2 separate regions of the Homo sapiens genome follow, and region 2 is linked to region 1. Evidence: chromatin contacts called from ENCODE Hi-C or POLR2A ChIA-PET data. All regions are on one chromosome and are shown on one strand. Each heading gives the region's core, a stretch centred on a gene start or an enhancer-like site at or near the end of the contact. The rest is flanking DNA. Distances are from core to core; before and after follow the strand shown.

Region 1 (6,291 bases), core at 1,983-4,482:
GGCACAGTGAAGCGAGGGTGGGGGCAGGAATGAGGGTCCTCTCCATGCAAGGGGGGAAGATAGAAGAACAAAATTTCACCCTAATGTAGTGTCTTTAGACCGTGCAATGTTGTGCTCCTGTTAGTCTGATATCAGGGGCTTGCAGCCTGGCAAAGGAAAAAAAACAGGCTGAGGCACATGATAGAAGACAGGCAGGGATGCCACAATCATAACCATGGCAAAGACCAGGATCAGAAAGGCCCACCATCTCTGACCCCAAATCCCTGGGCAGATGGTTCCAGAACTCAGAATTTTCCCAGTTGTAGAAAGATGGGGCCAGGTGCAGTGGCTCACGCCTGTAATCCCAGCATTTTGGGAGTACAAGGTGGGCGGATCACCTGAGGTCAGGAGTTCGAGACCAGCCTGGCCAACATGGTGAAACCCTGTCTCTACTAAAAAAAAAAAAAAAAATTAGCCGGGCGTGGCGATGCATGCCTGTAATCCCAGCTACTCGGGAGGCTGAGCCAGGAGAATTGCTTGAACCCGGGAGGCGGAGGTTGCAGTGAGCCAAGATCGCGCCACTACACTCCAGTCCGGGCGACAGAGCAAGAGTCCATTCCCCCACCACCAAAAAAAAAAAAAAAAGAAAGAAAGATGATGTGATACATATCACATATTTCCTAACACCCCCAACCAAACACATTTATGCATATGCATAAAGCAGACGAGGAAAGATTCTAAATAGGCTCTGAATCTCAGTTTTCTCATCTCTACAATGGGGCAGTGATGGCATGCACCTCCCAGGGCTGTTCTGAGAATCTGATGCCTCCCATTGCACTGGTGAGCCTGGCACAGGCACAGGTCCCACCCCAGGCCCTTTGAACTGGCTGTTCCTTTGGCCTGGAACATTCCTCCCCAGATACCTCCTGAGAGGGCTCCCTCACTTCCTTCAAGGCACTGCTCAAATGCTACCTCTTCACAGAGGCTTTCCCTGACCACCCCGTCTCTTTCCTCTTCCTGCATAGCCTCTGTCACCTGACATTTTATGTCATAAATTACTCATTTATTAATTTCCTGCTCTCCCACAGTGGCACCCGAGCTCTGTGAGGGCAAGACTTTGTTCGGTTGTGGGCTATGCCCCCAACCCCTCGGACAGTGCCTGCACAGGTGGACATTTTTGTTGGATGAAGGATTTTCTGTTAAATGTGTCTGGCACACACAGAAAAACAAAGCCCAGCAGGTACGATGGTGATTATTATTGTTACTGGTGGCGCTCTATTATTGTTATTAGTGTCTGTTGAAAAAGACCCTGAGCTATACCAGCCCTTGGTTCTCCAGCCTGTGAAATGGGCATCCTGGGCACTGAGGCACTAGCCTTGGGAAGCTGATAGGGGGTCCCTGCAGGAGAGACAAAGAACACTGCCCACCCCCCCGGGGGAGCCTGCGCCCCTCACCGGAAAGAGAAGCAGGGGGGAGCAGAGGGAGCTTGCAGCCCCACACGCAGGGCTGCCAGAAGGCCATACATAATTCATTGCCAAATGGGGCTGCGGGCGGCTCTCCGCGGCGTGCGCTGGGGGCTCACTCTGCGCCTGGCACTTCGCTGACTGCGCCTCACACGTTGCCTCATTGCATCTTCATGGATTTGCAGGGTGTGACCCTTCCCCCTGTTTTACCCAGGGGGATCCTGAGGCTCAGAGGATGGGGCCACCGTGCTAGTCACACAGCCTCTCTGTGGCCAAGCTGGGCCTCGGGCCAGCAGATTCGGCCCCCAGCGGCCCCCATTCACTGCCTCTCTGCTGAGGGAAAAGACGGGCCTGGGGAGCGGGTGGGAGGCACAAAGGAGACCCCGCTCTGAGACAGGCTGCAGAAGAGGGAGCTGGGTCTCAGCAGGGCTGGGGAAGGCTCTGGCCCCAGCCCTCCGCCCAACCCCCTGCCCTCCTCTCCTGGAGGAGATGCTCCCCAAATTAGCCATCATGAGCGCTGGCTCTGGGGGTTGGGCGTTGGGGAGCAGTTTGCTCAGCTGTAAAATGGGAATAACAGAAGCCGTCCCTGGGACTATGAGATCAAGGTGCTCAAGAAAAGTGGTGTCTGCTGAGGGGAAAAGCCAGTCCCAAAAGGTTGCATACTCTCATTCTGTTTATTTGTTTTTGTTTTTGAGACAGGGTCTCGCCCTGTCACCCAGGCTGGAGTACAGTGGCGCAATATGGGCTCACTGCAACCTCCACCTCCTGGGCTCAAGTGATCCTCCCATCTCAGACCCTCAAGGAGCTGGGGCTACAGGCACGTGCCACCGTGTCCGGCTAATTTTTGTATTTTTTGTAGAGACAGGGTTTCACCATGTTGCCCAGGCTGGTCTCAAACTCCTGAGCTCAGGTGATCCGCCTGCCTTGGCCTGCGATAAAATTGCACAGAAGTAAATACACACACGTGAGGATACGGAAAACCGGGGAAACCTGAGCAAGAGCAGTCAGACCCCGGCTGTGATGGCGCCCAGTAGTTCTGCGAGATGTTACCATTGGGGAAACTGAGTGAAGGCGGGTACCTGGGATCCCTCTGTTTTCTTTTTTGTTGTTGTTGTTATTTTGAGATGAAGTTTCCCTCTTGTTGCCCAGGCTGGGTGATCCACCTGCCTCGGCCTCCCAAAGTGCTGGGATTACACGCGTGAGCCACTGTGCCCAGCCTCTCTGTTTTATTTCTTCTTTTTTTTTTTTTTTTTTTGGAGACGCTCTGTCGCCCAGGCTGGAGTGCAGTGGCACGATATTGGCTCACTGCAAGCTCCGCCTCCTGGGTTCACACCATTCTCCTGCCTCAGCCTCCCGAGTAGCTGGGACTACAGGCGCCCGCCACCTCGCCCGTCTAATTTTTTGTATTTTTAGTAGAGGCGGGGCTTCACCGTGTTAGCCAGGATGGTCTCAATCTCCTGACCTCGTCATCCGCCCGTCTCGGCCTCCCATAGTGCTGGGATTACAGGCATGAGCCACCACGCCCGGCTGTTTTATTTCTTATAACTGTACAGGAATCTACAATGATTGTAACAAAAATTTCAATTAAGGCCACTCTAGGCACATGGCCTGTGGGGTAGCCCTGCTCAACAAGAAGCCGTCAAAAAAATGTTTTTTAATTAAAAAATTTCTTCAATTAAAAAGCGTTATCTTCCTCTGCCCGGAAAGGGTTAAGTGAGTCACTGCAGTTAGCTCCCCTTCCCCCACAACCACCTAGACCAGGCCAGGGACCAGCGGGCAATTGCCTGGCAGCTGGAGTTTTCCTCCACTGTGGACTGTACTTCTTGCGTCACTCTGAATGTCTCCAGTCTTTATTCCAGAATGTTCTGGTCCTCTCCCACTTTTCCAAGGACAGGAATTCCCTAGTGGGGCTCCAGAAGAGGCTCTGGAGGAGAACAAGAAAGGCCCTTGTCATCCATTGGCCTCAGGCTGGGAAATCTCGGTTCCACTCCCAGCCCAGCCTCAATATTAGGTTGTCAGTCTGGAGTCTGAGAGCCATGCCCCCACCCCCTTAGTCCTTCACCTCCAGGAGAGTTGGGGATACTGGAAAGAATGTTGAGTGTCAGAGCCCCTCTCAGTGGCTCACGCCTGAAATCCCAGCCCTTTGGGAGGCTGAGGCAGGTGGATTGCTTGAGGCCAAGAGTTCAAGACCAGCCTGGCCAACGCGACGAAACCCTGACTCTACTAAAAATACAAAAATTAGCTGGGCGTGGTGGCACACACCTGTAATCCCAGCAGCTCGGGAGGCTGAGGCAGGAGAATTGTTTGAACCTGAGAGGTGGAGGTTGCAGTGAGCTGAGATCACAACACTGCACTCAAAAAGTAGTTAATTAATTTAGTTTAATTAAAAAAGAATATTGAGTGTCAGGCAATCTGGGTAGAACCCATTGTGTTTCTACAGGATAGAATCTGCTGTGTTCTCTAGCGGAACTTCCGGATCACCTTCACCGTATGACTCTAGACAATCCCTGTCCACTCTTCAGTTTTAGATGCCCCATTCAAAGAATGAAAGAATTGTCCTAGATGATCCTTTAGGGTCTTCCAGGCTGATGACAAGGGGGACCTGGCCCCTCTGCTGCTGGCCAAAGAGGACTTTACTTCCCATTCCGTGTGGTTGAACAAGAATTGCTGGGCTCCAGTCCTGCCTTTGGCCCTTCCCTACATGTGACCTTGGGCCCTCTTTGCCTTTCAGAATCAATACAGTGAGAGAGTTAACACAAGCTCAGGTTAGTAAGTCATTCAACAAACATTTACTGAGCGCTTATCAAATACTGCATGCTGGAGTGGACACTGGAGAAAAAGGTGAGGAGAAGGCCGGGCGCAGTGGCTCGTGACTGTAATTCCAGCACTTTGAGGGGCAGAGGCAGGTGGATTACCTGAGGTCAGGAGTTTGAGACCAGCCTGGCCAACATGGCAAAACCCCGTCTCTACTAAAAATACAAATATTAGCCAGGCATGGTGGTGCATATCTGTAGTCCCAGCTACTCAGGAGGCTGAGCAGGAGAATCACTTGAACTCAGGAGGTGGAGCGTGCAGTGGGCCGAGATTGCACCTCTGCACTCCAGCCTGGGCAACATAGTGAGACTCTGTCTCAAATAAATAAATAAAGTGAGGAGAAAAAAATACCATCTCTGTCTTCACAGAACTTATAGTTTGAGAGGGGAGAATCCCACAAGTAAATTATAAATCTCAGCTGAGATTATGCAAAGAAGCAAAGGCCGGACGTGGTGGCTCACGCCTGTAATCCCAGCACTTTGGGAGGCCGAGACGGGCGGATCATGAGGTCAGGAGATTGAGACCATCCTGGCTAACACGGTGAAACCCTGTCTCTACTAAAAATACAAAAAAATTAGCTGGGCGTGGTGGCGGGCGTCTGTAGTTCCAGCTACTCGGGAGGCTGAGGCAGGAGGATGGCGTGAACCCAGGAGCACAGGTTGCAGTGAGCCGAGATGGCGCCACTGCACTCCAGCCTGGGCGACAGAGCGAGACTCTGTCTCAAAAAAAAAAAAAAAAAAGGAAGCAAAGTGCCCAGCTGGGATGGTGGTTTCAGAGGCCACAGTGGGAGCTTCCCAGAGAAGGGATGATTGAGCTAAGTCTAAGCAAAAGGGGTGGTCAGGGCAGCAGCTGCTCCAAAACAGGGGCTGGGGGCTTATGTGGAGAGAGAAGACATGGAGAGACCATGCCCAGAAGGAGGCGGCGGCTTCAGTGAACAGTGCAGGGGAGCAGGTCCGAGGAGGCCGCCTACCAGGGGAAGGAGTCTCATCTCCATCCTAGACAAAAAAAGGATCTTTTGAGATGCATTAAGCAGGGGAGTCACAGATTGGATTTGTGTTTTGAGAATCTCCTGCTTACCTAGAGAAGAAGGGCATCTCCTGGGCCCTCACTGTTGCCTTAAATGATTTTTATTGTGTATTACTTAAACATGTGCAAGCATAAAATGAGATATAAACTCCTTGTAGCTCTTATACAAGCATCAGACCAAGACAAATTGACCCATCACGTACAAAATCGATTCAAATCAGATTAATTTTATGTGACATGTTATTATGCCTTTTGTCTGAAACCCTGCCACCACCCACAGTGCAATTATGGCCCAACCACTGTGGTGTTCTGAATTTGTGGGACAGAGAATATTGGCCTTTTAAACACGTGCATGCATGCATTTGCGTGTGCGCACACACACACATCCCAAATGATTTTTTCCCACTATATATGAAGAACTCCTACAAACCAAAAAGAAAAAGGCAGACAATTCAAGAGAAAAATGGGGGAGGGCTTGCATTAAAGTACTTCATAACAAGAGTACTTAGGAGGCCAACAAATACACGAAAAGCTGCTAGCTTCATGACTCATGGGGGTGGCTTGGTCAGTTCAGGATACTGTAACAAAATACCTTAGACTGGGAAATTTATAAACAACGGAATTTATTGCTCACAGTTCTGGAGGCTGGGAAGTCCAAGATCAAGGCAGCAGTAGATCCGGTGCCTGAGCCCGTTCCCTGCTTCAAACATGGCACCTTCTTGCTGTATCCTCACATGGTGGAAGGGGGAAGACAGTTCTCTGGGGCCTCTTTTATAAGGGCAGTTATCCAATTCACAAGGATAGAGCCCTCATGACCTAATCACCTTTCAAAGATCCCCATCTTCTAACACCTTCTAACACCATCACCTTGGTGATTAGGTCTTTTTGTTGTTGTTGTTGTTGAGATGGACTCTCACTCTGTTGCCTAGGCTGGAGTGCAGTGGCGTAATCTTGGTTCACTGCAACCTCTGCCTCCCGGGCTGAAGTGATTATCCTGTCTCAGCCTCCC
Region 2 (6,610 bases), core at 563-3,062, 88 kb after region 1:
TCGCTCTGTCGCCCAGGCTGGAGTGCAGTGGCGCAATCTCGGCTCACTGCAAGCTCCGCCTCCCGGGTTCATGCCGTTCTCCTGCCTCAGCCTCCTGAGTAGCTGGGACTACAAGCGCCCGCCGCCATGCCAGGCTAATTTTTTGCATTTTTAGTAGAGACGGGGTTTCACCGTGTTAGCCAGGGTGGTCTTGATCTCCCAACCCCGTGATCCGTCCGCCTCAGCCTCCCAAAGTGCTGGGATTACAGGCGAGAGCCACTGTGCCTGGCCTGAAAAAGGCACTTTGAGGTCTAGTACTGAAAAATGACTGGTATGAGGGGGGATTCTGGAGAGGAGTGTATAGGGATTAGGAACGACTGGGTGTGTAGGGATGACAGCAGAATTGATTTGACGAAGGTCCTGGACAAGCCGGTAGGACCCATCCAGCTTCCGGACAGGGACAATAGGGGTGTTATGAGGGGAATGGGTTGGAATGAGGATGTTGGCAGCTAACAGTTGGGAGATGATGGGCTTGAGTCCCCGAAGCCTCTCAGGGCTGACAGAATACTGTTGGACTGTGATCTAATGAGAAGGATCCTTTAATGAAATTTTAATGGGGAGTGGTGGGCCGCCACGACTGCAGAATTTGTGTTGACCAAACAATAGGATTTGTTTGAGTTATAATGCTAAGGTCAGGTGTTGGCTCCTTAACTTCAGGTAGGGAGAATTTGGGTTCCTGGCATAAAAATAAGTAGGGATGGCTTTGGCCAAGAGCCCAAAGGTGGAGGAAGCCACGCAATTTGTGCAGCAGGTCTCTACTTAGAAGAGGCATGGGGCAATGTGGGATTAACAGGAAGCAATGTATGAGGGTGACGTCCCGAAAGGAACAATATAAGGGGAGTGTTTGGAGGGGAGTTTTCTGAATGCCCTTTATGCCAACAACAGAGATTAAGGAGCAAATTAGAGGTGTGGGGAACAATCTTGGCAGAGGGAAGGACGTGAGCAAAGGTAAATGAAGGAACTTCTTGCCATTTGCCATTTCGATAAATGAAGTTATCTAAATCCCTTAAAATTTGGTGGTCGAATGTGCCGTTTTCAGGCCAACGGTTGCCCTTGGCCTGAGGCCAGGCAGTATTGCAAAAGAATATAAGGCACTTTACTTTAATGTCCCCCTTTATACCGAGTTTAGAAAGGTTACAAATCAGGAAACCTAGAGGGGAGGAAGGAGTAATTTGAGATTGATTGGAGCCCATTGAGATTTGGCAAGGAAAGGCCAGGGGTGTCTGCCGTTAGACTAGGCATCCCCAGAAAAAGGGCAGAGACGGGAGATCCTCTCAAGAGGAGGTAGACTGAGGGGAAAGGTCAGGCATCCCTGAACGTCACCCTCCCAAGGTCTCTGATGGTCCTAATGGTCCCCAGGAGACCGGGACTGCGGACCTGAGTCTCCTGGGTAGCACAGGAGAGACAGGTGGGGGCAAACCTTACTAATTAGTGTCTGGTGTTGGATGTTTTAGAAGGAACCAGCAAAGGACCTCTCAAACTGGAGCCGTTGGGGAGAAACAGAAAGTAAATTGCCCAGATCCAGCGGTTGGAGGCAAAATTCTGGGTCCGGGAGTTTTGAGAACCCATCCAGGGGTAGCCCTGGCCACAGCCTCGAAGTCCTCTCCTGTCACTCAATTACCTCATGCAAATCACTTTTAAAAAAGAGGAAGAGTTGAGGGACTAGGCGGGAAGCCAGAGAACCCTCAGGATCCAGGAATTAGCCAGGGATGAGCTGTCGGGGCCCACTGCTTCCTGGGTTGCAAGAGTTCTCAGCCCCAAGACTCATCCCGGGGTTTGGCAGCAAGTATTGGAATAGAAAGATGAAGGAAAGAAGAGGCAAGAAGGCAGTTCTACAGTGGAGATGGATTTATTAAGAGTAAACCTGAGAAGGGCTTCTGGCCAGCAGGCTCAGGAGCAAGCTTCTCATATAGCCTGAGGCTTTTTAAAGGGCCTGGTTGGGGAAGTGTGCTTTTTTTTTTTTTTTTTTGAGACAGAGTTTCACTCCTGTTGCCCAGGCTGGAGTGCAATGGTGGGATCTCAGCTCACTGCAACCTCCGCCTCCCAGGTTCAAGCAATTCTCCTGCCTCAGCCTCCTGAGTAGCTGGGATTACAGGCGCCTGCCACCACACCCAGCTAATTTTTTTGTATTTTTAGTAGAGACCTGGTTTCACCATGTTGGCCAGGCTGGTCTTGAACTCCTGACCTCAGGTTATCTGCCCACCACAGCCTCCCAAAGTGCTGAGATTACAGGCATGAGCCACCGCGCCCAGCCCGGAAGTGTGCTTTGAGGAAAGATTCTATGTGGAGGAGTTGGGGAAGTGCTGGCTGGTTGTGACTGTTGGGGACTTTGTGAGGTTCTGCTGCAGTTACAGCCTTATGCTCTGTTGAAGCTATGGGCAGGGTTGACATTTGCGGACAGTTTTGAGACATGGAAACTTGATACTTTTAAGATGGTGGAGACTTGTGAAGATGGCGGCACTCTTGTCCTATTAGACACAGCCTGTTGGGGGCCCCTCTCTCTTGGCTCCTCAGGGGCCAGCATGGCCACCTCAATCCCACCAGCTTCGAGACCTCAACTTCTCTGTGGGCCTCAGTGTCCTCATCTGCAACTTGGAACAAAAACTCTGTCCTCAGCCAGCAGCCCTGGGGAGCTGGGAGAAACCAGGCAATCAGCCCACTAGGTGGGCAGAGGAGAGGGTTCCAGGAGACAGCTGCAAAGCCTCCTGGGACTCTGAGGACAGAGAACCCTGGGGGTGGGGCTGGAGCTTTCTAGGGGCTGCCAGTGGTTGAACCCAAGGGCCGAGGCGGCAGCTGGGGGCCCTCTGCAGTGAGGAGGAGGTCCCGGCTGGAGGTCGGGAGAGGGGTCACCCAGCTTTGCAATCTGATGGGCAGGGAGGAGAAAGAGGCTATGGTGCGCCTGCATGGGTGCATTGGAAGCTATAAGGCTCCAGTGCGCGGGGCCGATGGGCTCTAGGACCCTGGAATTCTCTCAGCACCCGCCCACACACTGACCAGTCCCCAAGGCTTATTAGTATTGTGATCGCTATTATCGAAGGACCCCCTCTCCCTGTCTCCTGCGCCCACCCACAGCTGTCCAGACTGGGGGATGCGAGGATGCCCTCCAGGTGTCCACAGCTGGGGTTCTGGGCCAGGGATTACCAGAGTCTGAGCAGCCTTGGGGGACGCTGAGGCAGGGGGCCGGGGAGGAGGGCACCCGGGAAGAGGGTAGGGCAGGAGGTTTATGGGAGGCCCCACAGGAAGAGAGGACGCCCTTCCCTCCCATCCCCCGCAGGGAGGAGCTGAGGCTGGAGCCTGGGAGGGGAAGATGGGAAAGGCGCTCCTGGCAGAAGGAACAGCGTGTGCTAAGGCCGGAGTGAGGCAGTAGCTGAGAAGCAGTTCTGTCTGGCCAAGGGGCCAGGAGGGAGGAAGAAACGGGTGGCGCGCAGGGCACCCACGGCAGGGCCTTGAATGCCGGGATAACTCATTCCTCGCTCCTAGCGCGGGGCTGGGCCGCCCTTGGGCCCTGGGGAGGGCGTCAGGCGGGACCCTTTGTCCCTCCCTCCGCCCCCTCCCCTTCACTCTCCCCTTTCTCCCCCTCCCGCCCCTCCCCTCCTCCTCCCCGCTCTCCCCGGCCCTGTCCCGGGAAGGCTGGACCGGCCCGCGGCTTGCCCTTTCAAGTCGGCCTCCCGGAGTCTCCGGAGCCGTCCGAGCGCTGGGGCCGCTGGCGCGGACTTCAAAGCCCGCCGCCCCCAGCCAGATCCGGTTGCGGGTGGGGCGGGCGAGCTGGGAGGGAGGCGGGTTTCGGTGGATTCCCCTTTCATCCCGCGGCTGCAGCCGGGCGCAGACCTCGGGGAGGCCCGGCGCGTCCCCGCTGGGCAAGTCCCTGCAGGGCAGCGACCGGGAACGGAGGGCTGGGGACGCCACGAGGCCGCGCCGCAGGGCGGGGGAGGCCTGAACCCAGACTGGGGGCTTCGGACCCGCCTGCGCTGTGGGACCTCAGGCCAGCGCCTACCTGTCGCTGGGCCTCAGCTTTCCTGAATGCCCTACTCCCTGCCCAGGACTCCTCTGGGGAGGGGCATTCGGGAACATTCAGTGGCCCTTGGACAGCTGAGATAGGAACAGGAAGCTAAGCTGGGAGCCCGGGCTCTCCTTGGGGTACCTGCCCGACCCCACCCATCCCACCGGAGAGGAACCGCTTCCTGCATCAGCCAAGCCCTGCCCGCAGTGTAACCCGTGGTCCAGCCTGGCCCTCTCTGGGCCTCAGCTTCCTGGAAGGCTGAGGGGGTGGCGGCTGAATGCCCTCCCTCCGGGTTGAGGTGTAGCGCATTCCTTCTTGCCGTCCTGTTTCCCGGTCCCTAAAGTAAGGGTGGAGGGAAATGGCTCTCCCTTTCTGGTGTAACCATAAGGAAGTGGCTGCCTGACATTCTGTAGCCGTCCGCGTGCCCCATCCAAGCCCCACAGAGCCCTGTGTGTAGATTAAGAACATCCTTTTTTTAGGTGAACAGCCTGAGGCAGAGGGGGTGTCGCTTGCCCCAGGTCTCAGCTGGCAGGAAAACTGGGACTTGACACAAAGTTACTTGGGCTTTCCTCCACCTTCCTCCCTGCCCGTGGTCCCCACTGATTGCAAAACAGTCATAGGGGAGGTGAGTCCAGGCTGGGAATTTGGAAAGCAGACACTGACATAACGTGGGGTGCAGGCGCAGGAGTAGTATCACCCCCGCTTTACAGACCCAGAAACGGACACCGAGAGGTTGCGAAGCCAGACAAGGGGCAGAGCTGGGTATTGACGCAGATTTTTGGGGCCCCAGAGACTTGAGGTTTAGCCACTGCCTCTGGGGTGAGAGGGGCAGGGCACTTACTGTGTGTCAGGCCCAGGCTGGGAAGCATCTTGATCAACACAAGAACCCCAGCTGGGAGGTGGTGGTGTAGGAAAGGGGTCCAGATCCAGACCCCAAGAGAGGGTTCTTGGATCTCTCGCAAGAAAGAATTCAGGGTGAGTCCATAAAGTAAAAGCAAGTTTATTAAGAAAGTAAAGGAATAGGCCGGGCATGGTGGCTCATGCCTATAATCCCAGCACTTTAGGAGGCCGAGGTGTGCGGATCACGGGGTCAAGAGATCGAGATCATTCTGGCCAACATGGTGAAACCCCATCTCTACTAAAAAATACAAAAATTAGCTGGGCGTAGTGGTGCGCGCCTGTAGTCCCAGCTACTCGGGAGGCTGAGGCTGGAGAACAGCTTAAACCTGGGAGGCGGAGGTTGCGGTGAGCCAAGATCACACCACAGCACTCCAGCCTAGCAACAGAGCGAGACTCCGTCTTAAAGAAGAAGAAGAAAAAAAAAAAAAGTAAAGGAATAGGCCAGGCACGGCGGCTCACCCCTGTAATCCCAGCACTTTGGGACGCTGAGGTGGGCAGATCACCTGAGGTCGGGAGTTTGAGATCAGCCTGGCCAACATGGAGAAATCCCATCTCTACTAAAAATACAAAAATTAGCCAGGCATGGTTGCATGTGCCTGTAATCCCAGCTACTCAGGAGGCTGAGGCAAGAGAATGGCTTGAACCCAGGAGGCGGAGGTTGCAGTGAGCTGAGATCGCACCACTGCACTCCAGCCTGGGCGACAGAGCAAGACTCTGTCTCAAAAGAATGACTACACCATAGAGCAGCGCTGAGGGCTGCTGGTTGCCCATTTTTATGGTTATTTCTTGATGATATGCTAAACAAGGGGTGGATTATTCATGTCTCCCCTTTTTAGACCATATAGGGTAACTTCCTGTCATTGCCATGGCATTTGTAAATTGTCATGGCGCTGGTGGGAGTCTAGCAATGAGGACAACCAGAGGTCACTCTGGTTGCCATCTTGGTTTTGGGGGGTTTGGCCAGCTTCTTAACTGCAACCTGTTTTATCAGCAATGTCTTTATAGCCTGTATTTTGTGCCGACCTCCTATCTCATCCTGTGACTTAGAATGCCTTAACCGTCTGAGAATGCAGCAGCCCAGTAGGTCTTGCCTCATTTTACCCAGCCCCATTCAAGATGGAATTGCCCTGGTTCAGACACCTCTGACAGTGATACGACCATTGCGCAGGCCTGGGACTGAGACACAGAGAAGTGAATGGTGAGGCCAGGCACAGTGGCTCATGCCTGTAATCCCAGCACTTTGGGAGGCCGAGGCGGGTGGATCACCTGATGTCAGCGGTTCGAGACCAGCCTGGGCAACATGGTGAAACCCCATTGCTACTAAGAATACAAAAATTAGGCCAGGTGCAGTGGCTTACGCCTGTAATCCCAGCACTTTGGGAGGCCAAAGCAGGTGAATCACCTGAGGTCAGGAGTTCAAGACCATCCTGGCCAACATGATGAAACCCTGTCTCTAATGAAAATACAAAAATCAGCCACTCGTGGTGGCAGGCACCTGTAATCCCAGCTACTCTGGAAGCTGAGGCAAGAGAATCACTTGAACCGGGGAGGTGGAGGTTGCTGTGAGCCGAGATCGCACCACTGCACTCCAGCCTGGGCGACAGAGCGAGACTCCATCTCAAAACAAACAAACAAAAAAATTAGCTGGGCGTGGTGGCACGCCCCTGTAAT

The links. Hi-C counts contacts between places; a loop is a spot of excess contacts on that map. ChIA-PET counts read pairs that join two places held with the same protein, here RNA polymerase II (POLR2A). Pooled maps may share reads with other maps.
Region 2: a loop to region 1 is called in a map of heart right ventricle, with 2.2 times the contacts of the local background. The contact joins two enhancer-like sites. A Hi-C loop is called at or near these places in 64 of 168 maps with a recorded cell type or tissue (A673, CD14-positive monocyte, CD4-positive, alpha-beta T cell and 43 more), 7 of 37 single-sample maps with no recorded cell type and 30 of 50 pooled maps. POLR2A ChIA-PET finds 5 or more read pairs at or near these places in 28 of 52 experiments (A549, AG04449, AG04450 and 22 more).

The regions. Positions count from the first base shown.
Region 1 is chr9:129,503,825-129,510,115 of GRCh38, forward strand. The region is part of intron 3 of LOC124900275 (extensin-like); the gene reads left to right. The region is part of intron 4 of LINC00963 (long intergenic non-protein coding RNA 963); the gene reads left to right. Among named protein-coding and RNA genes, the nearest start is that of LINC00963, 18 kb to the left of the region's middle. Within about 2 kb of position 3,233, at least 4 of the 41 ENCODE cell types and tissues checked have a DNase peak (open chromatin) inside an H3K27ac peak, as active enhancers do; they include stomach, where a contact is called at or near this core.
Region 2 is chr9:129,593,744-129,600,353 of GRCh38, forward strand. No RefSeq gene overlaps it. Among named protein-coding and RNA genes, the nearest start is that of C9orf50, 24 kb to the right of the region's middle. RefSeq lists a silencer at 3,674-3,893 and an enhancer at 6,527-6,610. Within about 2 kb of position 1,813, at least 11 of the 41 ENCODE cell types and tissues checked have a DNase peak (open chromatin) inside an H3K27ac peak, as active enhancers do; they include stomach, where a contact is called at or near this core.